Linked DNA regions of Homo sapiens: regions 1 and 2 are each linked to region 3. A link is a loop called in an ENCODE intact Hi-C map of the cell type or tissue named here. Cell type or tissue: gastrocnemius medialis. All regions are shown on one strand.

Evidence for each region. A loop is a pair of places that touch in the nucleus more often than their neighbours do. Peaks named below come from ENCODE experiments on the same cell type or tissue, not always from the same donor. Only the 100,000 strongest peaks of a DNase experiment are listed, where the experiment ranks them.
Region 1: it touches region 3 in a loop (7-fold over the local background); 28 of 110 quality-filtered maps call a loop at or near these places.
Region 2: it touches region 3 in a loop (3-fold over the local background); 3 of 110 quality-filtered maps call a loop at or near these places.

What each region holds. Positions count from the first base shown.
Region 1 is chr21:16,327,866-16,332,865 of GRCh38, forward strand. All of the region lies in intron 4 of MIR99AHG (mir-99a-let-7c cluster host gene), which reads left to right. Among named protein-coding and RNA genes, the nearest start is that of SNORD74B, 46 kb to the left of the region's middle. In gastrocnemius medialis, a CTCF peak has its summit at 2,664 (motif pointing left); no DNase peak of the experiment used is centred here; H3K27ac peaks cover 900 bases.
Region 2 is chr21:16,278,005-16,283,004 of GRCh38, forward strand. The region is part of intron 4 of MIR99AHG (mir-99a-let-7c cluster host gene); the gene reads left to right. Among named protein-coding and RNA genes, the nearest start is that of SNORD74B, 4.3 kb to the right of the region's middle. In gastrocnemius medialis, a CTCF peak has its summit at 2,448; DNase peaks (open chromatin) are centred at 1,803 and 2,467; H3K4me3 peaks cover 3,900 bases; H3K27ac peaks cover 4,833 bases.
Region 3 is chr21:16,192,520-16,197,519 of GRCh38, forward strand. The region is part of intron 3 of MIR99AHG (mir-99a-let-7c cluster host gene); the gene reads left to right. Among named protein-coding and RNA genes, the nearest start is that of SNORD74B, 90 kb to the right of the region's middle. RefSeq lists an enhancer at 1,317-2,077. In gastrocnemius medialis, a CTCF peak has its summit at 2,017 (motif pointing right); DNase peaks (open chromatin) are centred at 582, 1,622, 1,992 and 4,842; H3K4me3 peaks cover 3,610 bases; H3K27ac peaks cover 4,244 bases.

The DNA of each region.
Region 1 (5,000 bases), 140 kb after region 3:
TAGGCAATGATACAATCATTAAGTGTTAGCTTGGAAGTAGATGGTATCAGAAAATTAGAAAATAGTTCTTGTGTAAGTTATTCTTCTACTAATTGGTTCTTAGTTTCCTGAGGACTGCTTTCTTAAAAACAGATTTACATGGTATGCAGATCAGTTTTGTGTAGTGTTTTTGTTTTGTGGTTACTATTATTTTGTTTGTTTTATGTGTGTATTTTTTAAAGTCTGACAGAGTGATAAATGGTGCTAGTTTTAACTTGAGCTTCAAATACTGATTGATATTTTTTAAACATACACCTTTGATACAATAACAAAACAAATAAAAACAGAGCGTTAAGTCAAATGGAGAAACTAGCACAGATAAAATGTTCTAGTTTTCTGATCTATGCCTGGCAAATAAATGTATGTACTTAGGGAAATTTGGTGTGTTTTCCTATGTGATACATAAACTGGATAATTTTAATATATTCCCCATTTTGGACATTATATTAGAGTGAGAAAAACAGAAAATATATTTAAAATCATAAAAAGTATTAGTAAAGTTCTGAAATTAAAATAACTCCATGAGTATTTTTTTAAGAAAATATTTTCAATTTAGTGATAAATGAGTTTGTATATATACGGCCAAATCCAAAATAGTCTAAAGCTAAGATTGAGGCCTGTCTCAGCTAAATTACATAAAATCAAATGATAAAAGTTGACACTTAACTCATCTTGGACTTTGGATGTAAAACATATGTTGCTGATGTTAGTTTGACATGTGTCAAACACCTTCAAAATGTATGTATGAATATTTATATTCTTCATACATACCTGTTTATGGGATAATATTGAAATTAAATAACATTCTTAGAAAATTAATGTGACAATATCCAAACAGAATTGAGATCTCAGACACAAAACATCTGAGTTTAGGCCTATTTGCCATTGACCTATTACTAAAGTGCTTCTGAAAAATGTCCTCACAGAAGGTTGTTTGGCCTTTCATCCTGCTCCAAAGTGGGTGAGCATAGCTCAGCTGATGTCTACAAACTGTCAGATTCTATGAGCAGAGATCGTGTTTTTCCTTCTAACAGTATAAGTTGCCGTTGTTTAATCTTTTGATGTGGCTCTGGAAGAGAATATGGTCATTGGTACTCACTCTAGGGAAGAAAAAGAGCAGTTGGGGGTGGAGGGAGGAGGATGCAGATTGAAAGACGTAAAATAGTGGCAAAAGACAGTGTTCCTTCTCCAGAGGTGAAGACCTGAGTCCCAGCTGGGAGACATGTATCAGTTTCTGTGCCTGGGAACTTCACATCTTTGGCACCTATCTTGTGCTCAGTGTAAGTCCAGCATTAAGATATATGTATTTTTCCTACTGCATAGCATCTAAATGGAAACCAGTCATATCATTAACTGGTTAATTAACAGATAACAAAGAAGCCAAATTAAAAAACAAAAATAAAAATTCTGCCTTTATTAGACTAATTGAGAGGCCCCAGGTTTTCACCATGCATGGTTGCTTTAGAACCTAACTCCCCAGGAAGATGTGGCTCCATTCTGCTAGGAAGCAGTCTAGAGCAGCACTATGCAAAGTGGGGTCCATGGGCCAGGCCCTTCTGAGAACAGTTTGATACCCATTAGAAAACATGGAAGTACAAAAATAGAGAGTAAGCCTTTAGAAAATTTCATAGAAAATCAACCCAACATTTGTCTGTTGATTCAAGTAATAAAATATGAATGTTTTAATGTCAGTTTTTACATTTAGTTTCTCTAGTTATCCACTTTTACTGTAAATTGGAAAACATTACTTCATGATTTAGGAAAAAAATAGTCTGGCTTAGACCACAGTTAGTTTGAGAAGCACTGGGGTAGCACTTTTAGAGTTTCAACACAGATCAATATAAGACAAGTGTGATCAATGGCAAAAGTATTTTCAATCCCTTGAAACATCAAGGCAACAATGAGGTTGCATAATTATATCCCTAAAGAAATTTACATCTTTATTAATAAGCTTTGTCCTCTCTCTTTTCTTAAGTATTCATGTAAAAACATTCTGAATGCAAAAAATCATATTTAAACACTAAATAGAATGTCAGTAGAATTGCATTTGTATGTGTTAAAATCCTATTGTCATTTTACTATAAACTTCTTCTCTCCTTGCTGTTATTGCCTAACTTCTACAGGGCATTTGTATGTGGCCTTCTTAAAACATTTACTGGAAAGAAACTTAATAAAAATAAATTTATCAATCCAAGATGTGATTTCTCATGAGAATCTTGAATATCTGCATTTAGAAATTATATATATGGTCATTTATAGAAAAAAGGAAAGATCTCCTTAAAAACTGGAATAAGAAAATGATTTATATAGTCATGCTAACAAAATATCTTATTTTAGCAACCACCTGTCTATCACTCTTACCAGTGAAAATTATTCATAAAATAGCTGCTCCTTATAACTAGGGGTAAGAGATATGCAAACAAGACTGCTTTTAATCTTGAAAAGCATGCAAAACAAAATTTAAACATAGACATCAAAAGAGAAAAACTGTTCTCCAATTTGTCACCAAGTCATTGCTCCCTATATTAAGTCCAGCAATTCACGAAACCCTCACTCATTGTTTGCAGTGCCCTGTAGCAAGCTGGAAGTGTCTTTATATGTATTATTAAATTGCCGTTACTGCCATCTAGTGGGAAGAAATACTCCCTGTCACTATGTCAGGGATTGTACATAAAGCCCTAAAGTTCTAAGTGTAAAGGGAAAGCCACAGTTTGTGTGAATCGCAGAGAGCAAAATGGCAAACTGAAGACACAATCTCATGACAATAGAGACATAATAGACATCTATTCACCGAATAAGTTAAAGAGGTATGTAGGACGAAAAGAAAGGGTGTGGGGAATGCATGCATTCACGAGAATTCATTTTGTGTACACCCAAAATTACATCTAAAGTATTATTTCTTATTGAACACAGGTTACCTGAACCAGGACATTTTATTACATGTAGACTTATTTTGTCTTTACCTTTTGAATGTAGATGGATTGTTTTGCATGTGCTTATTAAGTCTTAAAAATGAAGACAGCTTAGATCTGTTCTTAAAAGGTAAGGTTCATACGAAACACTGTAACGAGGGAATCTTGTTACAATGCAGATTCAGACTCCCCGGGGGTCTGCATTTCTAGCAGCTCTTAGGTGATACCATGCTCCTGTTTATAGTCAGATCATACTTTAGGCAGTTACAGGCTTCGAGTGGGTTACCAAAGGGAAGGAGTCCAGAAATGAAGCAAACTCCCCCACAGAGTATATTTCACCGCTTGTTATCTTGTTGTTATAATGTAATAGACTAGTTCATTCAATGGCCTATACAGTCAAATTGCCAAATTCATTTCTTGAGTTTGTTACTTAACTATGTAGGTAAACTTGGACAAGATATTTCACATCTCTATGACTTAGTTTCATCATCTGTAAAATAAAATAAATCATAACTAAATATATCTAAATAGACATACATAAATAACTATCTCATGGTTCTTATGGGAAATAAATGAGCTAAAATCTCAGGATGAGCCATATGAAATTGTCCTCTTTATAGATGAAAAATAAACATCCACAATTTTATATAGTTAAAACTAAGTATGTAAATTATTTAGTATAATATGTAGCACCTAGTGAACAATAAATGTTAGTATCAGCAACAATTGTCACTGGGTAAATTCATAGACACATGAATGTACTAACACCCTAAAAAGTTTCTTTCAATGAAGAAAATTTTGACATCAAATACACATTATGCAGTAGCACATATAAACCACGAGGACATAAAAAAAAAACAAAGACTCTGGATAAAATTAATAATATGATAAACCTGTTCTGGGGAAAATAGGCCATGAAAGTATCTATTGTTTTCTAAATTATTAGAGCAAGCATACTTCATGTTTTTGAATTCTTTGTCGTTCTTACGCTGTAAACATTTTTACATGATTTCAAGCTATGTTACATTCCTTAGTTGTATGGTGAATCATAAAATGTGTGATAAATTATTTATATTTATAAAGTTTTGCCTCAAATAATAGCATTTAGCACTGTGCTTTGATGAAGGGACATTCATTTGTATGAAAAGCAGTTCTGCTTCTTTTGAGTACATTTAGTCACTTTGCTTAAATGAATAGATATTTCCTAATTTTGACCCTCAGGTTTTAAACTTTGCTTGAAGTGTACTGATTTTTGCTCTTGTGAAGTATTGTTGGTGAACTACAGAGAAGCATGTAACATACTATAAAACTATAAACTTTAAAATTATGAGTTAGAATCTGGTTGGTATTAACTTAAATTGATGTTAATGGTTACATATACAGGCTATCAACTGAGATATATTGTAATTCTTTCTAAGGAGTCCTTCTTTTTCTAAAATTTGAAATCTTTTCAACCTTTTGATGTATATAAAATATTTGTTATAAACCTGTTTTATAATGAAAGTAATTTTTATTACCACGTAGTTTAGAGACTAAACTTGTAAGTTTCAAGGTTAGTGGAAGAAAGAATTTAAGCCACTATAATCTATTCCACATGGGCAACAAAGTACATTTAAGGAATAAAACTATTAGACTATATTTATTGAATGATGAAACTCAAGCTGGTGTTATATAAAGTGATGAAGGAATTACTGAATTCTCTTTTTTTCGTTTTTTGAGATGGAGTCTCGCTCTGTGGCCCAGGCTGGAGTGCAGTGGCACTATCTTGGCTCACTGCAACCCCTGCCTCCTGGGTTCAAGTGATTCTCCTGCCTCAGCCTCCCGTGTAGCTGGTATTACAGGTGCCCACCACCATGCCTGGCTAATTTTTGTTAAATTCTCTTTTCCAAAGATGCGATACTATTATTCTGTTGCAGCAACAAAAACTGGGTATACACACAAAATAATTGAAAACATGATATTTATACATCTAGGCTCATGTCAGCATTATTCACAACAGGCAAAAGATGGAAGCAATCCAGATGTTCATTGGAAAAATAAAATATGGTG
Region 2 (5,000 bases), 85 kb after region 3:
TTGCCTCCTCCTCCACCTTGTTATGAATTGCAAGACCCCATGAAAATCAATGGAACACATCCCTTAGAAAAAGAATGGGGAGCCCTACTCTAGAACTTCACTAATATTTTGAAGAGCAAATTCTTCAAGGGAATGGTCAAACCAATAATTTCTGCTTCTCAGAAAATACTTGTCACAATAGAAATTGAGGTTTGATAATACAGATTCTGTCCTAAAATATTATGATTCCTTTGGTGATTAATGAAAGTAAACTATCACATTAACATTTTGATGTGATATAACTCATTAACATATAGTCTTATGAAAAAAATTATTGATTTTTACATAGCCATACTAAATATTAAACTCACTACTATAAAATTAGCTTATTGTTTAATTATTCCACAAAAGAGGAATATATATTTCAGATCATTTTCCATTTTCTAAAATAGCCCTTTTCACATATTTGCATAACTGCAAGTATGTCTTCAGCATCCATTGATTTACTGATTTTATATATTTAAAGGCAAATTTTTTAGGTATATTTGAAGAGCCATTGGACTTTCTATGCTTTCAGAAACAGTAGAATGCATATTAATTATAATAATAATTTATATCAATGCTGAATAATAATATTGAACTTTATATTACAATTATGGTTCCAATATGTATTTCATAAATTTCTAAATCTTAATACCTAAATAGAATGCTATGAGGCACTGGAATGTTTAATACACAACTAAATTTTCTTTCTTTTGAAAATTTGTCAAATTTCTGTGACTCAAATTTGATAGAAGAGAATTCTTTGACCTACTGGTTCCTATGATTCACATACGAAGGGTGATACCTATGGGTATAGAGCAAATGCGTGTTTTATTTATAATAGCAACTTTGTTTTAGATAAATTCAGTGAAATAATAAATGTATATGACTTTTTTATGTGAATGGTTAAGGAATGATTTTATGTTTCTTTTATTTTACCTCTTTAAAAAAGAAATCATGTGTTTGAGAGTTTGTGCATTTCTATCTTCTTAAATATTAACAACATTTCTGGATATATGGTTATAGAGGTTTGCATAATATTTAGTCAAATCAGATTTATTTATATGTACTTTAGAAGTATTCTTTTTAAACAGTATTCAACTTTCTCTGACATATGCAGCTGCAGCAAAAAACGTTTACTGAAAGATACCTTGGAATCATTTGTGTACAGAGTTTAAAAGTTAATGTTGTCTTATTTACCAAAATAAAATAAGAAAATAAAGATTTGATAGGGCCAGAATGTTAATTAGACTAGAAAATGCAACTTTTTATTCTGTAAATAGATCAGAGTGTGTTAAAGCAATCTGAAAATCTGAAGCATAAATGTAGAAAAAATTTTAAACTTCTTTACTCTTTGTTAACTCATCAAGTTGAAATGAAAGTTAAGTGCATTTAAAGGCATTTTCAGTAGAAAACAGCTTTTCTTTGGGAGCTGCTGGGCAAACATCCTTTTTTTAATGAAATAGATATTGTATATATGATAAAGGTAAATAAATACAGATAAAGCACTTAGATGAAAAAAATAGACTGCAAACACTGTTATACATTCACTTGTAGGTTCTTAAGTCATTTTTTTTGTTCTTTTGTTCTGTAATTGATTGCTAGCACCCCCTTTAACCCACCTTAAAGGGCAAGCAGGAAATTCATGTTTTCGTTCATCAGCCCATCCCTCTGAAAAGCGTTCGATATTAAAACAGTTTTCAAGGAGCAAAAGCAGAGGAAAGAAGAGGCCCAGCTAGACTGTAGCAAGGTTAGAAGATACACGCAAGATTGCCTGCCACACACATCGGGTCTTGTTCCTGTCCAGTATTTGCATGGAGATATCAAGTTAATTAGGGTAGGACTCTGTTCTTCGCTTTCTATGTGACCTTTTATTATATCTGTGGCTCTCTAGTTCATATGGTGTCATAAAGCTATGGGAAAGTCTTTCTAGTGTTTGACACAAACTGCAAAAGAAATAAGCATTGATATTTCCCTTTGCCTGAAGGTTTTTACAGCAGCAAAATACTGCAGAGGCAAAGTTGATATTGTGGTAGATTTGCTGTGGGTGTAAGAATGTTTCTTTTGTCTTTCGGCTCCCCGCTTCCCCCGATGATGATCAGGTGCGACCTAGAGAGTTGTGGAGAGGAATGGGGTATTGGTTGGGGAGGGGGTGCGGGTTAGTTCAGGAGGAGGTTACATGGCGGAATTCCCACGAATGCTGGCGAAGGATGAAAAAGATGAAGAAATCTTGTTTTTCTGAACGAGAGGATTCTCTGCATGACTTCCCCACTGTTGGGGTGATGAGCTTTCAGGCTGAGATTTTATTAACAATTCATATGGAGATTGAGGGCAGTGGAGGAGCAGATTCTCACATAAACTTGATCTGTCCATGAATGCAGTTCTCTGTTTGCCCTGACCCTGCATGGCTTAAGACACTGCCTGTGAGGCCAGTGTGCCAGACACAAAGAAAGAAATGAAAAGCAAGCACATTCCAGGAGTCTGCACAAAGGAGCCCGGCCGTTTCTAGTCGTCTCCCCAGAGAGGATCTTATCTCTGCACAGCCAAAAACCTCTAAAATGTTTATTTGTGTACTTAAAGTTTTAAAATCCATGTGGCTGTTCATTAAGCAACAGTCAATAGAGAGGTTTTGTGAGGTTTTAAAATGTTGTTTTCTGAACTTGTTGAAACTGGAAAAATATTTGCAAGGGTACATTTTCTGAAGTTTAGCTTTAGAAGTCACTGGCCTTGAGTTGTTTTTACTTTGTCAATTGGTAGGTAGCCTGCAAAATGAGTCCTTTCCAGCTTTGGGAGAGGCCAGAACAACATCTTAAATCTTGATTTGACTTCGTAATACATCCTGACACTGCAAGCTCTGAAACTTGTGGCAGAGAGTTAATGCATGAGACAAAACTGACCTGGGATCACAAGTGGACATCCTCACGCTCATGATCACAGACCACAGTGTTACATTAGAAAAACTATGGGAGAAGCAAGTGCAGAGAAAAGTTTGAGTGAGAAGAAAGAGTGAGAGAAACTAGGAACTTTTATTATAATGTTTTTACAATTATTGGCAGTTCACTATCTCTAGAAGCATTATAACAGGATAATGACAAGCTCTCACAAGACATTTCTCTGTAACTTAATATAATAGGTTTTATTGTTTGACAAATGCATTGTCTGAAAGTATGACATCTTTAGGTTCAGGGGATAAAAACTCGATATACATAATTCTGCTGCTCAAATACATGTTTCCACAGATACTTAAAATTCAGAAAATCCAGATACACAGGCTTTTTAATTTTGCATATGTGTTTAGCTGTTCAAATTACTTCAAACTTTTATGGTTCATTAATTAAATAACCAGTAGAGGAATGCAGACAAATGCCATTAATTATGATAGGTTTTGTTCCTTTCATTTTATAGTGGTTTTATTTCCATGAAATTAACTGTTGTACTTAGGCTAATTGTCAGTAATTGGTGACAAAATCACTTCATTGTTTTTCTATAGCATGATACTAATGAGGATATTTGCAATATTGGCCCAACCATGTGTGTATTTTACCTTCTGTGTTTAGTCAGTGGTAGATAATATCAAATGCAACTTTTTAAGAGAACCATGAGATAAAACATTTCTATTAATAATTAAACAAGTCTTTTAAACAGCCTGTCATAAATTAATTTTAAAACATCGAGATTGAAGGAAGCTTTTATTTTAGGTTTAGTTGGTTTCATGAAATATCAACTAATTTTCCTGATTTGAATTGAATTGTTTTGGAATCATCTATGCAATATCGCAATTACAAATCTCAACTGCTTAGCCACATGTATTTTTATTATTCTATTTGTGTAGGCAATGCTAAAATTAGCATTGCTAAACATGCTTTTGTGAGGTATCACAGAGCTGAGTGGGATTGCCTTTCTTTTCACACCTGATGGTTAAATTCTCATAATATATAGCAATATTACTTATTCTTGTTTTCTAACAGTATTTTCCTGTTTCATTTTGCCACATGAAAATGTTTTTCAAAACATTGTATTTCAAATGAATATATATGAAACAGTTGAGATCATGAAAGCTTGGTTTTATGTATTTTTTTCAACATTAAAAAAATATACTTCCATGTAAGTAATGGGTTATAAAGAGAAAAAGCAGTGGGAGAGTATTCCATTTTGTGAAGTGAGATTTAATGCCAATGGCAGAAAATATTGCAACACTACTTATCCCATTAAAACAATCACAGCCAATACTGCTTTGCTCACTTCGTTCCTTAAAAGAATTCTTCTCAATAGATTCCCCTATGATTTTTATGAATTCGTAAGTTACAAAAGTTTTCTAGTACTTTGAAGTACAGTCTTTTTGCTTCTTTTTCTTATTCTAAGATGCTTTTACCAATCAAGTGCCATTTTACAGTTTATAGCCCACTCTGTTTGTTTTAAATGCAACCATAATGTATACCTTAGAGCTGAGTGTCTCCCAATCATCCTGAAAAAAGTTTTTACAAAGCAATTAGAAAAATAATTGCCTATTAAAAGGTGAAGATTGGTTTGAGTAGGGAGAGCAGAAACTGAACTCTGAAATTGAAAGCATTCATTGTTAGAGGAAACATATGCACCAAATCCAAAATTAAAGAAAACTCACAAAATACGTATCTTGGCAAGGGGAATTGTTTGAATTTTCTAAAGCTGTCAGTCCATTTTCTCTACTTTTTTTCCGGTAAAGAAAAACTTCAAATGGAAAGCTTCACCTTTTGTACAAAGTTGAAATGTTTTATTATTGCAGAATTGTTCTACACTGTACAAAACCAGAACAATTCAATAGCTTCCGGGGGGCCAGGGGATGGGGAAACAAATGAGAATCTTTCCATCATTCTAGAATACCCATAGCAGAGCAAAAATAAGTATAAAAATCTATGGTCATTTCCTTGAAAAAAAGAATCTTTTGATTACAGCAGTTATTTGAATACCCATTCAGGCTCTTTTGTGACATGTAATAAGTG
Region 3 (5,000 bases):
AAAAGCTTGCTCTTTTTATAACAGAGTAAGATGAAACATGCAATGATAGGGTGGTGCTGAGTTGTAGAAATTTCTAAAAACTAGGTATTCCTCAAACAGTAATTAGAATTTTTGATTTTCTACATATCTATTGGCTAAAGAGCCAAAAATGGTTTTCAATAATGCCTGTTTTCAATATATAAAACGTCCATAACAGAATCACTAAAAGACATCAAATTATTATTATTTAAAATTTATTGAGAGGCAATGTCAATCTGTTTTTTCAAACCTATCAGTGACTCTCTATTGTATATTGGAGAAAGTAGAAACTCTTAATTTCTGCCCTAACCCCCACCCATAACTGATTTTAACACTCCTATTACCACATTATTTGTTACTGCAGTTTTTAAAATTGACTCTATCCATCAGACAGTATTATTTGGCCGCTGTTTTTTTACACCTGTCTTATTTATTCTTGATTTTTTTTTTTTGGTTTGTCTGTTTTATTTATGTCACTGTCCACTTTGCAGACAATTTAGTTGGCCAGGTATCCATGAGGAATATTGCCATTCCTGCACTGTGCTGAGTCAGACATGCCTTGTGGCATCATCAAGTAACAAGGTTGAGAAAACGTGGGTGTGGCAAATCCATTTCTGAGTAACAGCCTTTTTGGAGGGAAGAGATTGGCTAATCCAATCAGTATCAAAGCCTGTGCTTCTTAATTGGGTTGTATTATTCAAAAGCATGGATTTAATTTGAAATAAAATTGCCTGATGTTTCTGTATCATTGATTTATTGATGGTGGCGGCTACTATTTTTTAGTGTTTTCAAGGAATATGAAAACTTACAGTATGAAATTTACACAAATCTGTAGTTTTAAAATATTACCTTTTCCTTTAGTGTTTCTCCTATTTTCCGTTAGTTTGAGTTCTCATTTTAAAAAAATGTTAAAGAGAAAAAACATTTGTCTGACATAGAGCTCAAAAGGAAATTCTCATTAAAACAACTATGAGAATGAGAGAAATCATGATACTAAGATAGTATGTAATCTTTAGAGTTTAAAATAGTTGTTCCTAGCCCCTAAAGTGATATTATTTTGACTTCCTTAAGCATAGAGAACTTTGTTTACAGTAGTTCTACTCTGCAGTTAGGTGTAATAAACCAGCATTCTTTACAAAACTCAAATGAGACCTTGGAACCTGAGCTATATGAGTAACACATATATGATCCTGTGATCTATATGATATATTATTTGTCATTTCTCTATTCCCAGCTTGAAATTTAATATAAAAAAAAGTTTCACTGCTTCATTCTAAATCCTGTTTGATCCAACATGGAAAACATTGTTTTAGATTTCTTAATGTAAAAAAAAAAAAAATATATTTGACTGGATTAGATAGTAGTTACTGCAAAAAGTTACTGCAAAAAAAAAAAAAAAAACTCGGAGTTTACCTTTAGTCACATCTTCAGTACATTTTCTATTAAAGTATTTCTAGATTTTAGTGTCTGCTTGGTTTTGGTTATCTAAGCTGTAATAAGTAGCCTTGGGACCCCTGAAGGCACGCCCCACACACTTATGCTGTGTGACCTAAGGTCACAAGTAATGGCTGCAAGCTAATTGATTGAGAAAGGGTTGTCTGGCGGGGCCTCTTTGCGTCCTCCCTTTACATTCCTAAGTTCTGTGAAAGAGGCACTAGTAGCTCAGGCTAGCAAGGAAGGAAAAAAGAGGAAGTTTCTCTCTGCGTTCTGATTACACTCTGAATTCCCTTGTAGTGAGCTTACTTCTCTCCACCCACTTCTTACCAAGAACTCCTTAACTTGAGGGTGAACAACTTAAAGCTTGATCCTACAGTTACCTGAAAAGTGATTTGAGTATTCATTGAACTGAAAGAACAAATCGCCTACTTCAGGCGGTGGCAAGCGTATGGAAATTATATTAGAACTTCAGCAAAGTGCACAGCTGCATAATAGAGAAGCCGGCACTCAGATTGACAGGCAAATAAGCCAGCTTGTGGAAGGGGCCTCTGGGTGGCAGCTCTGGGCTTTTGGGTGTTGGACAACCATAGGCAAAACTGAAATGGAACAGGGGCAGAAAATAGCACACTTTTACTCTACGCAACTGTTGCTTTTTCATGGTGAGTGCAGATTTAAGATATTATATTTAAAATATACTTTCTATGTTGTAAAACAAGTTAAGAAATCTGTTGTGCTTTGAGGGAAATTATAGCAAAAGCATTTCTTAGAAGTTCTTAGACGATGTGGTTTTGTTTCTGCTTGATTTCACACTAACCTTGGTGATGCAAACAGAAAAATACAATATTTGTATTGTCTCGTGTGTCCTTTTTCTGAAAATTGTCCTTTGGTTTAAATCATGCTTCTCTTCAACTTGAATCAGCATTGTTTTAGGCAAATCATGTGTGGGATAGATGATGAAGGAACAACGGTGTGACAGAATATATGTAAACATTTCATTTAGTTCGACTTTGTGTCACTTCTCCACGGCTTCATGTTTTGCCGCCTTATCTTAGGAATATATAGCGCAGTCTGCATGAAAAGAGCTTTGTGTGAGAATTCCTGGCCAGTTGAAGGGTCAGGGCCTGTGCGTTATCTGACTGCCAGCAAGATCACTGGTGTGTCCTCTTATTTTTAACTTAAAATAGGAAAAAAAAAAGTGCATCTTTACATATTAAAAAGTAAGTGTGTTTGATTTCAACAGTTCCCTTCTTGTAGTATGTGGATGTTATTCCTGGCAAAGAATTGTTTAAATTTCTTTTAGGAAGCGGCATGCAAACTTCTTTTGTTTCTTTTTGTCTTGTTTGCTCATATTTCATTGAAACTTTACACACTTTAAAAAAATTTGAAATGGTACCAAGTAGTTTTTATTTTGGTGCAAATATTTTGAAAGTTGCTAGGCTTATGTTTTCTGGAGAACAATGTCTCAGAGTGTAAATTTTGTTTAACTCCCCGTGTAGTCATACTTATAACTCTACTTTAAATGTGCTTCTTATTTTAAAAATATCAGAGCCTATAGAGACTATTCCTAGAAATGTTAATAGAAATGTTTTTCTTTGGCAAAAATTGCAGATTCAGTTTTACAATTTATTAAGTGCCAAGATATCATTGCTGTTGTTGACTTTGCTAAAAAAGCAATTTTATTAACAAGGTGACTGCATTAGATGTTACCAACTGAGACGAAGTGAAACATGTGCTTTCACCCTGTTGATCTGATGAAATATAGAGGTCTGTGTGGTTACTTCGTGCGTCACATTCATTTAAACTTTTTAAAGAGCAGCTGCGTAATACAAATTTTGTATACTCACTTAAAAAATAAAATTTACTAGAGTAGGCTCTTGTTTTTGGAGACTTATACATTCTGTTTGCTAAAGTAAACTAAGAAACTGAAAAAATATATTGGAGTTAGAAGCTCCAAAACTCTTCAAAGGGAAGAAAGCTTTTAAGAAAAAAATGAATGTGCTTTCAGTTATAAGGCAATTTTGAAGCATTACTTAGCTCTCTTTTGCAAAGATTTAAGGAAAAATCAACTGTTGTGGAACTAAGTAATAGGCTTGCCTTTATACAAAAATTATGTATAAAAAGAATAATTATTTTCCGAACTGTTTCTATGATTTGATACAAGCTTCCTTCAACAATTGCAAAATGTGACTGACAAATCCTTTTCTAAGAGAACAAGTTCATTATGCTCTCGTCACCTGTTACATTCATTCTCCCTTGCCCACATACACAGTTCCTAGCTGTTTATTAGTGCTGCAGGAAAGTGAAAATATTTTTTTTGAAAGAAAATGTCAAAGATTTTATTTGCATGAATCTTTTGAGCTTTAAAAAATTGTGGTCTTATCATAATTGCCCAAAGTGTTTTGTTAATAAGGTCTTTTGTTATTATCTTAATATGAATAGTCAGGAAAGGACATATAAATCATTTTGGATTTTCTTTCACTATATCTCAAGTAAAGTTAAGGTGTGGCTGAGGGTTTTTAAAAGGCCAAGAGATTAGACCTTTGAAAGTTTATCCTTTTTGTATAAAGATGTTTTAAAAAATGTTTACCACTTACCTATTCCCTCCAAATGAATGTAAAGACCAAAAATTAAAGGGAACTTTATTATTTTACTTGGTTATAAAGTCTAACCACAAGGCAGGAAGTTACTAGGCTTTGGAGAGACGCTACAAAAGAATGAGCTTCCCTCTAATGAAAGTACATAAATCGTGAAAAACTAAAGACCTACTTCTTAGTTCTCCTAACATTTAATCTTAAACTAGTAACGCCTGTCTTTTCTTTGTATATTTACTTATTGATTTGCTGCTGAGACAGAGGCATCTTTTAAAAACTGAAGTCAACCACATAATTTTAATACCATGATTTTAAGAAGGTGTATATTTTCTTATGTAAAGCTAGTCTTCCATAGATGTTTAGATTACGTATTTGATTACTAGGAAACAGTGGCTATATGGTCACAGATTAATATATGCTGATCTCTCTTATCTATATATAAAACATATATTCACATACAAACATAAACACATATCTTGTGCTTAGGCCTCTAACATCTTAAGGCAATGTCTTTTCCTCCTAGTTATGCACTTAGTTTTGAAGACATGTGTAGATGAAATAAAACGAAAGAGTCTTCTGACAAGTGTTCTGAATAAAACAAGAAAAAAAAATGCTTCACCAATGGTGTGAAGCGTAACACCAAGCGCTTGTTACAGAATATATCACTAGTGGGTTTGTTGCTTTTCTTATGTATTTATTACCATATTGATGATTACTTCTCCTTTGCCTATAGACCAGGTTGGTGGTGTGTGTGTGTGTGTGTGTGTGTGTGTGTGTGCACTTATGAGCTCACATAGGGATGAGAGAGTAGCCTGGACATGTGCCAGGGTTATGACACTCTTTGATTTACTTCTTCAGTTCTCTTGGTCACTAAATTTCAGGCTCTTCTGTACCCTTGTAGCAGTTGACAGCTGATACAGTGAAATCGTGCCTTCTCTTTAAGAGTACATATTA